Regions from separate parts of the Homo sapiens genome. Here region 2 is linked to region 1. A link is an interaction called in ENCODE POLR2A ChIA-PET data of the cell type or tissue named here. Cell type or tissue: A673. All regions are shown on one strand. Links, peaks and the distances in the headings refer to the core of each region. The heading gives the core; the rest is flanking DNA.

Region 1 (2,918 bases), core at 317-2,816:
AGGGGAAGAAGACGGTGGCTCAGACCAGGCTGCTGGCAGTGGAGGAAGGTGGAGCCAATAGGATTTCCTGACACACTGAATGTGAAGTGGAAAAGGGACCAGTCAGGATGATTCTAAGGTTTTGGGCCTGAGCCCCTGGAAGGGGATTTTTGTCATCAGTCGAGGTGCAGAAAGCACGGCTCAAGCAAATGTGGGGGAAATAGCAGGAGTGGTGTTTGAGATGCCTATAAGACATTGAAAGAGAGGTGCCAAGCAGGCTGTTGGGTCCAGGAATCTAGAGTCCAGGAGAGAGGTGTGGTCTGGAAGTCATTGGCGTATGAAAGAAATTGAGAACAAACCCTTGGTTATGGCCATGAGTGTATCTCTCTCCTCCACTGAACCCTCAGAGAACCCCCATTCTTTCCTGAATCGCATCCAACTGCCTCACCCACGAGCAAGGCCTTCCACATCCTCACCCACGAGTAAGGCCTTCCACATCCTCACCCACGAGCAAGGCCTTCCACATCCTCACCCATGAGCAAGGCCTTCCACATTGCCAGAGAGTGAGCTTCCTTTCCAGTCCAAGCCCTGCTTTCTTTTCATGCTGAGGTCAGTTGGAGTTGGGAAAATCCAAAGACTTATGCCTTCCTTCCTCGTCTATGAGTTTGCTCAAGCTGTTTCCATTCCTCTATTTTGGTCCCCTGACCTTCCCTCACATGAATGACTCTCTGACCACTTCCAAGCTTCCTTGAGAAAGCATCTTTCCCCTTCTCTGCATGTCTGTAACAATCTGCACCTCTGGGGCAGCACTTAACCCCTAATGCCTGCTATTAACCATTATCAATATCAGTATTGATGTCAGATCCCATCTTGGGCCTATCTTGTAAGTTTCTCATGAGCAGAAGCTCTTTCCTGCCATTGGGAATAGCCAGTAATGTAGAGCCCGGTGCCTGGAAGAGAGCAAGTGCTCAGTGCTTGCTTAACAAATGAATTTTTGGAAGACACAGATTTCAAAAGCCAAGACTCTTGTAAACCTTGTGGGATGAGATCTGGAGTGAACAAATATACCTTGATAATTATTTTAACTGCTTTAGAAGCTATTTGTTTTCATTTTAGGATCCTTAAATAACAGAAATACATGTGATAATTTAATCAAAGTATACATAGGAGGCTTTTTTTCCAGTAAGACAAAAAATACTATTTTAAATATAGATATGGTGTGTCCCCTAAAATGAAAATGTCAATAAATATATGACTGTCTGCTTTATCAATAAGCAAACTTCTACAAATTAATACAAATTATTTATATATATGAAAATACATTTCATTTTAATAAGAGTATATTACTATATGCCCAATGTTTTCAACCCTGATTCTTATAAATCCCTGAATTTCATATCATTCTATTTTACATATTGAGTGAGCTAAGGCCAGAGTTGAACAGCTTGACCTAAGTTGAATAGTTTATCAGTGGTCACAGAGCTAGGAGGTGGGAAAGCCAGGATTCTCACTTAGCTCTCTCAAAAGCCAAGGGCAAATTTACTCAAACTCTGTTTATCCAACCTCCTCCCTCCTACTTGGAAGATCTTGAACATTAGAGTTGTTGACCTCAGTGCCTGAGCTGCGGATTATCTCAAAGAAGAAAAAATAGCATGGCAAGAGTCTCCCAAGAGTCATGTTCTTGGACAGCATTGACTACCAGTTTTCAATCATTCATCCATTCATTGCATGATTGAGTGATAAATAAGTGTTCATTTATTCGGTGCATATTTAATGTATGGTACTCTGTGTAGCACTGATCTCAGCACTAGAGACAAGACAATGAGCACAACAGGCAAAAGTCCCTGCCTTCATAGAGCTTACATTTTAATGGGTGAATGCAGACACTCAACAAGATCAATAAATACAACATGTAGTGAATATGATGATGGTGATAAGTGCTAGAGAGAAAAACAGAACTGAGAGAGACAGGAAGTGTGTGTGCAGAAAACTTTACAAGTTTTCATAGGATGAACAAAGAAGATCTCAAAGGGAGGATGCCATTTGAGGTGTTAAGGGGGCAGGCAGCAGGTCTGATAGCTTCTGGGGAGAGGAGTGAGGAAATGCAATGGTCCTGAGGCAGGAGCATGCCTAGAATATTCTGGGAATAGCAACCAGGTCAGTGTGGCTAGAGCAGAGTGAGTGAGGGTAAGAGCAGTAACTTAAGATTGGAGAGGTGGGGAGAGTGAGGTGACCAGATGGTGACCCTTACTGGTCATCATAAGGTCTTTGGCTTTTACTCTGATTGAGATGCAAAATCAATGGAGGGTTAATGCACTAGAACATATTACTGAGAGGTTTCCATGTTCTTCACATATTTTTTAAATGTATTAGCAACTTTAATAAATTATGAGAAAGTGCATTATGTCAAACTCCCAATTGCTAAATACTGCTGATCTCATACAGATCTCCATTTAGGACTGCCCTTGTGATCACAGAGCAGGTCAGAGCCTGGGAGAGCATAAAGGGCTTACATGTAAGAAGCCCAGGTGTAGTGGGCCACACTATTTCCAGTGTGCCTGCCTCAGACCTTGAAAGAATGTGTGTGGCTATCCCTGAAGCCTACAGCTCAGCCTTAAAATCCAGACAGCTGGGAATAGATCAGCCATCTCTGCTACCAGCTTTTGGAGCAGTGCTGCAGGGAGAAAGCTATCCATCAACAGCTGTTTAGGCAGCAGGCTGAAAATGCTCCTCCAAGAAGGGCACCAAGAGGAGAGACAGTCTCTCCAGCAGAGCAGGGAAAAGTCCTGGTCAAACTTCTGCCAACCCCATTTAATCTCACAATGTCAAGTCATCCTCAAATTCCATTTCCCTCTTCTGTTCAATAAGATCTTTTTTAAAAAATTTGATGGGATGTCCCACAAATAAAACATTGGCTGATTAGAATTCAAGTTCCTTCT
Region 2 (2,918 bases), core at 190-2,689, 180 kb after region 1:
CACTTAAGGTCAGGAGTTCAAGACCAGCCTGGCCAACATGGTGAAATCCTGTGTCTACTAAAAATACAAAAATTAGCCAGGCGTGGTGGTGCACACCTGTAATACCAGTTACTCAGGAGGCTGAGGCATGAGAAATGCTTGAACCTGGGAGGCAAAGGTTGCAGTGAGCTGAGATTGCACCACTGCACTCCAGCCTGGGTGACAGAATGAGAATCTGTCTCAAAAATAAAAAATAAAAAATTTCCATGTTGAAACCTAACCTCCAACATGACGGTATTTGGAGGAGGGGCCTTTGGAAGGTGATTAGGTCATGGAGGTAGGATTAATGCCTTGATAAGAGGTCCCAGAGACTTTCCTGGCCTCTTCCCATATATGAGGACACAGAGAAAGGATAGCTATTTAGGAACCAGGAAGTGGGCCCTCACCAGACACCAAATCTGCCGATGCCTTGATCTTCAACATCCCAGACTCCAGAACTGTGAGAAATAAGTTTCTGCTTGTAAGCCACCCAGTCTATGATGTTTTTGTTAGAGCAGCCTGAACAGACTCAGACAGAGGGCATAAAGCAGAAAAGAGAACACAAAGGAGTGGACATTTTATGGGAAATGGAGGGATGAAAGCCAACATTTTTGGAGACTTTTTTTAGACTTGTAGCGTCATGTAGTATGGTAGCTAAGAGTTGAGACTCTAGAATCAGGAGACCAGGATTCACACTCCAACTGTCGTCTTTTCTGGCTGTGTGCTCCTGGGTACCTAATGTAACATCACTGGACCTTGTCTTCTCACCAGTAACTGCACATTAAGGAGACTTTCCTAGTCTGGCTCCTTGGCAAATAACGGTATGTAAAGTTCTTAGCACAGTGCCAGGCACACAGGAAAAGATCACCATATAGAGGTTGCTACTATTGCTAAATCCAGCAAGGCATTCAGCAGTCATTTGCTGGTGCCTATTTTCCCATTAAACTCTCACAAGAGATGTCTTGGGAAAGTCTGGAGTGAGGGAAACCCATTAGAATCAGTCATTGTATGGAAGTCAGGAGTTTTGGTCAGAAATTCCCCCAATCTGACCTGATCCAAGTGATATGGCTTGGCTCTGTGTCTCCATTCAAACCTCATCTCCAATTGTAATCCACAGGTGTTGAGGGAGGGACCCAGTAGAAGGTGATTGGATCACGGGGGTGGGGGGTGGGGCGGTGGTTTCCCCCATGCTGTACTCATGATAGTGAGGGAGTTCTCATGAGATTCTGGTTTGATAAGTGTCTGGTGTTCCCCCTGCTCACTCGCTCTCACTCTCTCCTGCCTCCATGTAGGACATGCCTTGCTTCCCCTTCTGCCACGATTGCAAGTTTCCTGATGCCTCCCCAGCCATGTGAAACTGTGAGTCTATTGAACCTCTTTCCTTTATCAATTACCCAGTCTTGGGTAGTATCTTACAGCAGTGTGAAAACAGACTTACACAGCAAGTATGGGTCAGAAATAGGTGCAAGAACAGCTAGAATGGAAAACTGTCTCTTCTTTAATGACATGGGGCTGGGGGCTTCCCAGATGCAGAATTGCCTCTTGCTCTTTTCCACCATGGGGATTCTAGGGGCCTGAAGCTCTCTCTTTTCCTTTAATCTCCTTGGGGAATACTTTCTGTATTCAGCAGGCCTATGGGTGACGTATGGCACACACCAACATCAATGGAACGACTCCTCAGCTCAGACAGCCTAGGATGCCAAATGCCAGGGAGAAATGTGGGAGTGCCCACTGCAGGGTGCTTAGGGGGTTTGGCAGGCAATGGGATGCTCTCCTTCTCCTCTGCAATGACTGGCACTAGACTTCCTGGCTCAGTGCGTGCCTCTCAAACAAGAAACCTCCTGTTCCTTTGGGACTTTCATAATGTGGTATTGCATTTCAATAATCAAGGCACTTTTTATTCCATAAAAGGGAAAGTCAATAACTTCTACCACTTACAGTTTTACTCTGATAGGAATTAAAGTTGAAGCTTTTCCATTTCATTGAGCCACCCACAAAAGGGAGAGAGAAAAGCACTGAACTCTTCAGAAAGCCCACGTTTGAGCAAAACAACCAAATAAACATTCACACTGCAGCTTTAAGATAATTTTCCTGAGTTCCACTTTTAACTTTCAGTGCAGCTTGTCAGGAGGCTGATCTCCTTCATTTGGGGCAGGTTCTATAGGATATAGCTCTCGAAAGAATGAGATACAAGTCAGCAGATATTTATTAGGCACTTATGACATTACCAACCTTAGTTACCAGCCTTAGGTGAATGTCTCCCAGGAGCTTTAGAAGGCACTTGAATCATGAGACATTTCCCCCATCTCTGAAAAGCATGAAGAATGCGTGTGGGGAGGGTGAAGGGCTTGGCAGAGAGAAAGAGGACACTGAAGGTGATCAGCCCCTCTCTCCACCTCCAGCATATTGGGAAGGCATCCGTCTTCATCTCATTACCAACTCGTCAAAACAGCACCATCTGGTCACCTGTTTTGCAGAGGCAGCCCCCATTTCCACTTTTAACAGCATTGCATGGAGCAGGGGATAGTGGGGGAAACCAGTGGCTGGGAGTCCTATGCCACTCTCAACATGAATGCTTACAGGTACGCTGGCACACACTACCAATGAAAAGGCTTTTTTAAAATAATGATTCATTGTGAGTGGTTTCCTTCAATTTTTTTAATAAAAATCACTAACTATTTTGGTCGCTTTTAGGGCTTCTGATCACACATTCTGCAGACTCCTGGAAGCCTTAATAGCCACTAGCCTGTACAGTCCATAGGAACATGATCATTTTATTTATTGATCTCTCTCCATCACCTAAGCACAGTTCTGGGCTCACGGAAGGTGCTCAGCTGTTTCTTGCGGGAATGAACAGAAATGGTCATTAACATGAAATGAAGGATTCTATGATTTCTTTC

The links. Peaks named below come from ENCODE experiments on the same cell type or tissue, not always from the same donor. Only the 100,000 strongest peaks of a DNase experiment are listed, where the experiment ranks them.
Region 2: POLR2A ChIA-PET joins it to region 1 with 6 read pairs; 4 of 35 experiments call an interaction of 5 or more read pairs at or near these places.

What each region holds. Positions count from the first base shown.
Region 1 is chr13:97,313,387-97,316,304 of GRCh38, reverse strand. The region is part of intron 2 of MBNL2 (muscleblind like splicing regulator 2); the gene reads right to left. Among named protein-coding and RNA genes, the nearest start is that of MBNL2, 93 kb to the right of the region's middle. In A673, for the core only: no CTCF peak of the experiment used is centred there; no DNase peak of the experiment used is centred there.
Region 2 is chr13:97,135,468-97,138,385 of GRCh38, reverse strand. It overlaps LOC124903197 (a long non-coding RNA gene), which reads left to right. Exons shown (of 3, transcript XR_007063844.1): 3 at 1,311-1,351. Among named protein-coding and RNA genes, the nearest start is that of LINC00456, 43 kb to the left of the region's middle. In A673, for the core only: no CTCF peak of the experiment used is centred there; a DNase peak (open chromatin) is centred at 1,725.